Linked DNA regions of Homo sapiens: region 2 is linked to region 1. Evidence: chromatin loops called from intact Hi-C (ENCODE). Cell type or tissue: IMR-90. All regions are shown on one strand. Links, peaks and the distances in the headings refer to the core of each region. The heading gives the core; the rest is flanking DNA.

The links. Peaks named below come from ENCODE experiments on the same cell type or tissue, not always from the same donor. Only the 100,000 strongest peaks of a DNase experiment are listed, where the experiment ranks them.
Region 2: a loop joins it to region 1, with 17 times the contacts of the local background. A loop is called at or near these places in 18 of 110 quality-filtered maps.

The regions. Positions count from the first base shown.
Region 1 is chr20:21,233,119-21,238,498 of GRCh38, reverse strand. All of the region lies in intron 11 of KIZ (kizuna centrosomal protein), which reads right to left. Among named protein-coding and RNA genes, the nearest start is that of KIZ-AS1, 18 kb to the right of the region's middle. RefSeq lists an enhancer at 1,905-4,347. In IMR-90, for the core only: CTCF peaks have their summits at 2,273 (motif pointing left) and 2,667 (motif pointing left); a DNase peak (open chromatin) is centred at 2,268.
Region 2 is chr20:20,834,723-20,840,102 of GRCh38, reverse strand. No RefSeq gene overlaps it. Among named protein-coding and RNA genes, the nearest start is that of RALGAPA2, 120 kb to the right of the region's middle. In IMR-90, for the core only: a CTCF peak has its summit at 2,445 (motif pointing left); no DNase peak of the experiment used is centred there.

The DNA of each region.
Region 1 (5,380 bases), core at 208-5,207:
CCTGCTTCCTGAAACTGGGGATGCATGAGCAGAGGGCATATTCACAGTCATTACCAGTCTCCCTTTGAAAATGTATGTGTCCACACACACATTCACACACACACACACTCTCTCACACACTCACACCCTCTCACACACACACACACTCTCTCTCTCTCTCTCTCACACCCTTATGCAGATAACTGTACGAAATGCATGATTCCCTGCAGCTCAAGTACATGATGCCATACAGAAGTGAGGGAACTTGTACAAACTGACTTTTATTTAAAAAAAAAAAAAACAAACTAGAGTGAATGGTGGAGCTATATATCCATGCTTACTCACTCAGGAAGCACAATGACTATCCAGCACTGGTGATTAAGAAACCTGCCGCTGGGCATGGTGGCTCGCCTATAATCCCAGCACTTTGGGAGGCCGAGGAGAGTGGATCACCTGAGCTCAGGAGTTCAAGACCAGCCTGGGCAACATGGCGAAACATCATCTCTACCAAAACCACAAAAAATTAGCCAGGCATGGTGGCATGTGCCTGTGGTCTCAGCTACTTGGGAGGCTGAGGTGGGAGGGTTGCTTGAGCCTGGGAGGCAAAGGTTGCAGTGAGCGGAGATCGTGTCACTGTACTCCAGCCTGGGTGACAGAGCGAGACCCTGTCTCTAAATAAATAAATAAATGAAACGAAGCCTGCCCCACTGCGGGAGGGAGGGTACTGGGAAATGGCTTCTAGCCCTGACTACAGATGATAACAGAAATAGCTAGGGGGACCACAGGAAGGGCATGCTGTGCAGCCAGGTCTCCGCTTAGGAAACGTTCAGAAGGTTAAGCCTTGAAAAATCTAGAAGGCCTTAACCAGGTAAAAGAGTGGGGCAAGAGCATTCCAATAAAATCCAGGGACATGAAATAGTGGGTCATACGCGGGCATGACATGCGGTCTGGTTGTTAACTGTTCTTCAGCAGGGGGACAAGGGGAGCTGGCTGGGAAGGGTGTGCAGTGTGCAGACTACCCGTGCTTGACAGAGGTGCAGGCAACAAGGGTCTCCTGAGAGGTGTGTGGCAGCAGAGGTGGGTGTCAGATACTCATTCCTGGCCCAGGGCGGGAGCAGGGGGTGGAATTTGGAGGAAAGAACAGAGGGAAAACCTAATGTTAGTAACACATTGACTCGATTTCATGGTCAATATCTATTTTTTTTTTTTTTTTTTTTTGAGACGGAGTTTTGTTCTGTCACCCAGGCTGGAGTGTAGTGGCACGATCTCGATGCACTGCAACCTCTGCCTCCTGGGTTCAAACGATTCTCCTGCCTCAGCCTCCCGAGTGGCTGGGATTATAGGCGCCTGCCACCATGTCTAGCTAATTTTTGTACTTTTAATAGAGATAGGGTTTTGCCATGTTGGCCATGCTGGTCTCGAACTCCTGACTGCAGGCGGTCCACCCACCTTGGCCTCCCAAAGTACTGGGATTACAGGTGTGAGCCACCGCACCCAGCCATCATTTTTTTTTTTTTTTTTTTAAACAGAGTCTTGCTCCATTGCCCAGATGAGTGCATTGGTGCAATTTCAGCTCACTGCAAGTTCTGCCTCCCAGGTTTATGCGATTCTCCTGCCTCATCCTCCCAAGTAGCTGGGATTACAGGTGCACACCACCACACCTGGCTAATTTTTTTTGTATTTTTAGTAAAGATAGGGATATTCACCATGTTGGCCAGGCTGGTCTTGAACTCCTGACCTCAAGTGATCTGCCTGCCTCGGCCTCCCAAAGTGCTGGGATTACAGGCATGAGCCACTGCGCCTGGCCTGTCATATCATTTTTTTAAAAAAAGAAAAAATAGCCATGGCCCATTAACAAATATACCCAAGTTATTGTGACTCTGAGGCCTCACCAATTGAGTGTGGCAATGAGACTCAGAGGGTCCTGCCAGGAGCACTGTCTATGATGTCCAGGATAAGGAGGAATGGCTCCCGGCAGCAGGAAGTATCCTTCCAGTTCTGGAGTCTTATTAGAAGGCTGAAAATAGCTAATTTATTATAAGACATAGTCTTTAGACTCCAAATTCTAAAATTTGTAATAATTTTTGACTGCTAGTGGAAATCAGTATTACAATTTCTAAAGGAGCAATTTCAGCTTGAACGTTCCTCAAAACAGACATATGTTTCTGAAAAACAGAAGGCAAAAAATAATCCAGAAAGAAAAAAATCCCAATGACTATGCCAACAAATCTCTGTAAACACTAATTTTAGGTTTTAAAGGCCTACCAGTAATTTAACAAAGTCTGAGCGCCCCCTGATGGTTAATCGGGGTTCCTACAGAAGATGCCACTTTCAGCTGCCTGAGGTCAACTTAACTTTTTCTCTTCAAATAATCAAGCGATTGTTCTTATTTGCTTTGTGCAGAAAAAACAACGTATGTAGGCTTGTGATAAGAAACGTGACATATTTAGGAAGCTGCTAATTCAGTGGAATTTAAGAATGGAGATGTGCCAAACCCAAGACAGAGAAGAGTGCTTTTATATAAGAACCTAAAGGACTTTCAGGAAAAACTCATTTTTATTTCACTGGACTATTGGTTCCTTATAATCTTTATGTTATCCTGGGGAAAATGGCACAGTGACCAGGCAAAGACAGAAAATGCCACCGCCATCAGAGCATCAGCTGCAGGCTGGCGCCCTCCACTGGCCGCTCTGGTGGCTGCAAGGCTGGCACAGAATGCCACCCACGGTGGCCCTGCCAGGGTACAGTGGCGGGGTGACTTCTGCTACCTTTCCCCCAGGCAATTATGTTGCAAGCACACACCCTTTCCTTTTGGTAAAACATTATCTGGTCCAACCAGTAAGCTGAAGTTACAAGGCAGGAACCAGTAAGCTAAGGGCAGGCTTTTAAAATATACTCTCCATTGAACAAATGGATCCGGGAGAGTGAAAACCGCTTGCTGGGGAAGGTAAAGCGAGACAATGTTTGCAGAGGAGAGGAAGCTCTGGCATGCACCCCTGAACAAAAGGGAACAAGTGGTCTTTACTTGGAGAACGGCTTCCTATTAGGACTCACTCCTTCGTACATTATGCTTTTCATCCCCACTCAACCACAAAATGATTTTGCTGAAGCAAATACAATGGTAGAAAAAGATTTACACTGAAAGAATCTTTAATAATAAACTGTTGCCAATCTGCCTACTTGCCCGTGATTTATAATACAATAAACATCGGATTCTATTACGGCTCATGCACTGAAGCTGCTGCTCTGAAAAACGGAATATGAAAGCACCCGAACCCCACCACCATCACAATGAAATGAGCATGTATAAATGTGCTAAGAGTATCTCTTTGCATCTTTTATAGCTTGTGTGTATTAATCTGTAACGCTTATTAAGAAAGTCATTGCTATGCAAAGCAGCACCCAATCCCTTTCTCTGGCTTTTCAACAGGAGTGCACTGTTTAGCCAATAGGACGGACCCTCTGGCCCTCATTCTGCATTCATCACAGGCAACATTTGCACAATGTATCTCTCAAAGGCGGCTGAAAAGAAGGCCTTAATACTCATGTAAACAACTGCAAACCAATTACTTAATGAATCAGGCCCACACATAATGAGGTGCAGACAAAGAGCTATAAATGCATTTTTGCGCCCAAGCCGCTGCTTTAAAGTAAAATCCCTCAGCTGTAGTTTGGGCTTAACTAGCACATCATAATTATTGTCTCTAGGACATCAGAGGAAGCCATTTTTTTTTTTTTTTTTTTTTAGGTCCAGTGGGTTTTTTTTTTTTCTTTTTTTGAGGTTGCTCATCAGCTCACTGACAAAATAGAGCAAAGAAGAATTTTAAAAGTGCTACAGCAGCACTGCACTGTTATGTTTATTCTCAAGTACCGGGTTTCGAGACCACTTGTAAAAGCAATAAAGCACAAGGAGTGACTGCAGTAAGTGGGATCCTTAAATGTAAGCCTCTAAGAAATTTCAGTGAATCCAGCACAAACAGCAAAACTGGAGCTCTCCAAAGCCCAGGGTGGCATATGAACAACACCAAGCCCAGCACAAGAACCAAACCGTGACAAACAGCACGCCAAACCCACGCACTCTGGACCCAGACCTTTTCATCACTGGATTATTATCAAGTGCCTAGAACCAAGAGTTCCTTCAAGGCCTTTTTGTGTGGTTTTTTTTTTTGTTTTCTTAAAGGGGATGATGAGATTACTTGTAATTTATTAGGAAATTAATTTCATACGGAAACGATACTAATAACAAAATACCTCTGTCTCAATTTGAAGGAGGAAAATGCTTGATTTTAGTTTAGTAAAATATAGACAAGATGTGAAATTATTAGACTGAGAAATGTTTTACAAAATCCAATTGCTTTCTCAATGTCTTTAAAAATTTCCCAAAGAACCTACGTAAAGACTGTTTAGGAAGAAGTGAGTTTTTTAGTGCCTCTATATATTATTAAGCCAAATGGTAACATTCGGCCCTGAAAATTATCTGTAGAATTTACTGTCTTTTAAACTTTCTTTTAGGAGACCTAGAACTTGAATTTATAATACAATCATAATAACATAATACTTTAACACTCTTCCTGTCCCATTTACCTCCCACTTCCTTCAAAAATATGGACGAAAACTCAGGCATTAAAAATAATAACTTCTGAAAATTAAATGAGTTATTTCTCTAAAACTTAACTTGTCAAGTTTCTAAAACTTATAATTTTAGAAATTCAATCTCATTTTAATATACTCCAGGTTCTAAAAACATTGTATTGTTTATAAAATATGAATAAAAATAGGATTTTTTTCATTTAAAAAATTCAGCATTTCTGGTTCAAATCATTTTCTCTTATGGAACATTATATGTTATACTAGAAATGTAAAGTTCCTGTTCTAAAATTTCATCAGAGACAAGCAGTTAATTCAAATGTAATATAATCATCTGAAGGACACCTTTTTACTGAGCAATGCTGTTCCAAAAGGAAAGTTGCTATGCCATTTTAAACAATATTTAGCTCAAAGCAAAAGAGTAGGGTATTTCATCAGGTGATGGCTTATATTCCCATCTATAAATTCTAAGTGACCTGAAGCTACTGTGATTAGTATTTTATGTTAATGACAAATTCAGCACACAACTCTCTTATCACAGCTCAAAAAACCTACAAGAAGCGAGTGCTACAGTTTGACAAATGTGAAAAGATAAATTTTGTTCTTTATGGAAAATAAGCAAGAAAGTATTAGAAAAGGAAAGAATAACCTAGCCTAAACACTTGGTTAAAAAAAAAGAGGAAAATAAAAATGAATATCCAGCAATTACTAGTTTATATATTAGCCATCACAAAAAGAAGAAACATGCCACTTTATTTCTTTTAAGGCCTGATGTTTTCTCTCTGCCCTTTTTCTGACAACCTCCATTGTGTGG
Region 2 (5,380 bases), core at 215-5,214, 400 kb after region 1:
TTTATTTGGCACATGGTTCTGCAGGCTGTGCAAGAAGCATGGAGCCAACATCTGCTTCTGGTGAGGGCCCCAAGCTGCTTCCACTCATGTTAAAAGGTGAAAGGGAGTCAGTATGCAGAGATCACAGGCAGAGAGGAAGTAATAGACAGAGGAGGAGGTGCCAGGCTCTTTCTAACAACCAGCTCTCATGGGAACTAATAGAGTGAGAACTCACTCACTTGGTTCCAGATAGGACATTAATTCATGAGGGATCTGCTGCCATGACCCAAATGCCTCCCACTAAGCTCCACCTCCAACATTGGATCAAATGTCAACATGAGGTTTGGGGGGAACAAGCATCCAAACTATAGCAGCTCCCAACCCACAATGAGGAGTTCTACCTCAATCCCCAAAGCCCCCACTCCCATCTCCCCCTGTCTTCCTGGAGCTGACTTAGTTGGAACCTTCTGGACCAACTAATAACCTGTGTCATCCCTGTCCTATCATCATGACATTCAGTGGGTCATGGCCCTGTGTAGGAGAATGTCCAGCTCTCTCCAGATCTCACACCAAGGCAGGAGGAAACCACTGCCTGGAGGCCTTGTCCCCCAATGCCACACTAGTGTCAGCAGCAGAGGACCAATGCTCGGGTCCCCACCTCCCAGCCCAGTGTCCTGTGCTGTTAACATTTCTTGCCTGCAAGTGAGAGAATATGGAAAGGGTCTGCCCATCCCAAGCTCTATCTGTGCATCCAGGAAATGTTTTCAAGAGAAAAGTTAGGAGTTGTGATGGTTGATTTTATGTGTCAATTTGGCTGGGCCGTGGTACCTAGGTATTTGGTTAAACACTATTCTAGACATTTCTGTGAAAGTGTTTTTAAACTCAATTAACATTTAGATCAGTGGCCTTTGAGTAACAAAGATTACCCTCCAAAATGTGGGTGGGCTTTATCCAATCAGTTAAAGGACTTAAGAAAAAAAGACTGGTTCTCCAACCAGGAAGGATTCAGCCAGCAGACAGTCTTTGACTCTTCCCTGGGTCTCCAGCTTGGTGACCTACCCTGAAGATGTTAAGCCAATTCCTTAAAATAAATCTCTCTGTATACATGCATCCTATTCTGTTTGTTTTTTTTTTTTTTTCAATCTGGAGAATCTGACTAATCCAGGGGCGGAGACAGTCTGTAGAAAAGCAAGCTCTATCATTTACTCAAGATTATGAGCTAAACAAGTTTAACAACAGTATCTGAAAACTGTAACATTTATAGTACCCTGGGTTAAATACTACTTGTTTTCAGTGGGTTAATGGGAGAAAGAAACAGAAAATGGACCTAAGAGAGGAAGAAGAGAGGAGACAATTTGTACTTTGTATTTTCATATATATTATTCCCAGTTAAAGTGAATTGAAGCTAAGGGACAATAATTAACATTGATAGTCTGGATGATATGATATGTCCAACTTATCATTTCACTTTTATTTCCATTATATGTTTATGCCTTTCTACCAGAATGGCTGTTAAAATGGGATTCTTATGACATTTCCTGAAAGGACTCAATAGTCTTTTACTTACATCTCTCTCTTTTTTTTTTTTTTTTTTTTTTTTAAGATGGAGTCTTGCTCTGTCGCGCAGTCTGGAGTGCAGTGGCACCATCTTAGCTCACTGCAACCTCTGCCTCCTGGGTTCAAGTGATTCTCCTGCCTCAGCCTCCTGAGTACCCGGGATTACAGGCATGCGCCACCACGCCCAGCTAATTTTTGTATTTTTGTAGAGATGTGGTCTCGCGATGTTGGCCAGGCTGGTCTCTAACTCCTGACCTCAGGTGATCCGCCCGTGTCAGCCTCCCAAAGTGCTGGGATTACAGGCATGAGCCACCAAGCCTGGCCTTTTACTTACATCTAAGTAGCCATTTTGCCAAGGACAGGGAGTCAAAGATGAATGTGTTTTTAAAAATCATATGACCCTCATTTTAATTTAAACCATCTAGAAACCAAGATTTCAAGATGAACATAAAAAAATTAATGTAAACTGCCTTTAAATTGAAGATTTTTCCCCCCACTGGGTTACAATAAAGTTCCCATAAGTCTCTGGAGTATAGCAAAAAAACAGCGAGGTTGTCAGCGAGGGGGAGAACTAGAAACTAGAATGAGCTGGTTGAGTCCTCATGAGCCATCGAAGTCCAAAGTTTAGGAATTCAGAGGCCATCGGGGTGACTGCAGTCTCTCACCCCGTGCGCAATGCAGGACGACCACGCTGCTCCGCTGGGCGGCTCTTTCTAAACCTAAGAACCCAGCATACGACGTGGCTCTCTTGATTCCCTTATCAGAAGTCCTTCTGCATGGACAACTGAAAGGCCTTTAAATTCAAAAGCTCTTCAAGGTTAGTAAGTAAACCTGGCCTGTCTTACCCCAAAAGCCCGATCGCTGCGAAGGGGAGATTTTTATTTTCTGGTCCACACCGCCATCTGCTGGCCTCGCCATCTCTAAGTGAAGCACTCGCTGTATTTTCTTCCAGGAAATCCAGTAGATCGTTTAGACTTCATTCTAAAATCCATGTATATTGAAGTGTTGCTTCACGTGTGAAAGTAGCACTTCTCAATATTTACAATAAGAGTAAGAAAAGCACTTGATAAACCAGTTCATTGGACACAAGTTACTTGCGTTGATTGTGAATATGAAACGAAGTAACAGTTAAGGAGCTAAACATAACTAGGTACCTCTGGGCAGCCGGAGTCTCATTTGGATAATTAGTACCTACACTTGTCAGCCGTCTGATTGCCCAGTAATTATAGTTTAAGTTAAACAGGTAAATCTGATGGGTACGTATTTGTTTGTGGACAGGGTTAACAGCCCCGTTGATGAAGCATCCCTGCATCATCCTTCAGGAGCGCCATGGTAATTAATGGGCTCTTATGCGGTTTTTTAAATATGCAAATAAATATTTAACACGAAAATGTCCCTAGATGACAGACAACAGGTTCATGAGAAACAGCGATTTATCATTAGCATGGACTGCTTCAGGGACATTGGTGAATACAGGTAGTCAGGGAACTATCAACGTGTGTTTGAAAAGCCATTCCAGAGGGTTGCAGAACCGGGTGGCTCACTTAGCTGCTATATACATAGCTTGCAAAGCCCTTCAAAGGTTAATCATTCTTATCCTCCCCTTTTAGCCTCAATTGTCCTCTTTTGTCATGACCTCTTTATAAATAAAGGAAAGGAAAATAAGGAAAGATGGGGAGACAGAAGAGGAGAGAAAAGGAAAACGAGAAAACCACACTTAAAGTCCCTGTGGGTAACTGTTGTACAGTTGCATGCATTTAGGTAAAACCCCTAACCAGCTTAATAATCTATTCTGAGACAAACAGGGCAGCTTGGAGAACCCTGCATTTGCTCTTCTAAGAAAAAGAGGCCGGGCGCGGTGGCTCACGCCTGTAATCCCAGCACTTTGGGAGGCCGAGGTGGTCGGATCACGAGGTCAAGAGATCAAGACCATCCTGGCAAACATGGTGAAACCCTGTCTCTACTAAAAATACAAAAATTAGCTGGGCATGGTGGTGCACACCTGTAGTCCCAGCTACTCAGGAGGCTGAGGCGGGAGAATCACTTGAACCCAGGAGGCAGAGGTTGCAGTGAGCCAAGATCACACCACTGCACTCCAGCTTGGCGACAGAGCAAGACTCCGTCTCAAAGAAAAAGAAAAGAAAAGAAGAGAAAAGAAAAGAAATTATCAGTGAACTCATAGCTTCCCATATTCTCTAGCAAACAAAGAACATGTGGGGGATAAAAAGAGGTTTAATGGAGTAAGCACGGCACACTGTCAAATGATCAGCAATCAGATCTTAAGGACAACTCATTCTTCATCAGCTGCACCTAACTCTCTGGGCCCCAGTGATGTGATTGCTAATGGAATAATGCCTATGCAACCCAGCCAAATGAACCCAGAGCCTTCCCCTCTGGCACTAAGATAGGCCACCGTTGGTTTCCGAAATAAGCATGACATCAGCAGTGGCCACCTCCTGCAGTCCAAACCTCAGAGCTCCTTTGGGGAGGAGGCGAGGCGTGCAGGAGAGCCGTGTGGCTCCAGGATGCTAGATTTCACTCCTGGCTCTGGCTCTGAGTAACATGTGACTTACGACCAGTCGTGTGTGCCAATCAGTTGGAATTATTCCTCTGCTCTCTGCTCTTCAACAGAAATAATGAAGTTGCCTTGGTAGATTCACCAACTTTTAAATGTTTGGAGCTTATCAAGAGAGTCATTTTTAACACTTTTTCTTCCCCTGAAAATACAAGAAATGCGTGGCCGTCGAAAAATAAACAAGCAAAGAGAAAAGGAAAAGAAGCAGGAAAAAAAAAAAGTGGACATAAGACGACTCCTCCAGGGACAGCCTCATCCCTCTTCCCTCCTCGCCATGTGGCTTTCAGAAAGAGCAGCCTCTGGCTCTTGGTTTGCTTGCCTTCCCTTCACACTGCAGCCCTCCTATCTTCTGCGCCCTATGTTGGTACAGCTCAATCCAATGCACATTTTGCAAGCCTTGATTATGACTTTCCAGCAGTATCTCCCCTCGGCTGCCGAGGGCCAAGGCCCCTGCTTTCCTCTTGCTTCTCCGGCCACCTCTCCACCCTTTAGAAGTCTCCTCCTTCTCTTCATGGCCATAATCTGGTGGGTACTTTTCTTTCCACTTGATGCTCTTTCCCTATGTCCGAGGGTCTAACCCTGTCTGTAATGAGAATCACCTGAGGGCTGTTATCATCTACTTATACTTGGGCCCCGCTCCAGGCCAGGCAAGTCAGAATCTCTGAAGAAGGGATCCGGGGAAATTCAATATCTTTTTAAAGCTCCCCAGTCAACTCTTACATTCAGGCAGCATGAACTAACCCTCCAGGAACAGTTTCTCAAACGGGACTGCACAGGTGGAACCCGCTGGGGAGTTTTAAAAGCTTCTGATGGCTGGATCCAGAATATCCAGGTCTGAGGGGTGTCCTGAGATGAGGGACTTTCAGTGCTAAAACTAGGAAAGTCCCAGGCAGACCTGGACAAATGGGGATGAGTTGGTTGCCCTCCCCAGAGATTTTGACGTAATGGTACTGGATGGGCACTGGGAATTTGTTAATTTAATTTTATTTTGTTTTAGTTTGTTTTATTCATTTATTTTTGAGACCGAGTCTCGCTCTGTCACCCAGCCTGGAGTGCAGTGGTGCAATCTCGGCTCACTGCAACCTCCACCTCCTGGGTTCAAATGATTCCCCCACCTCAGCCTCCTGAGTAGCTGGGATTACAGGCACCCGCTATCATGCCCGGCTAATTTTTGTATTTTTGTAAAGACGGGGTTTCACCAGGTTGGCCAGGCTGGCCTTGAACTCCTGACCTCAGGTGGTCTGCCTGCCTCAGCCTCCCAAAGTGCTG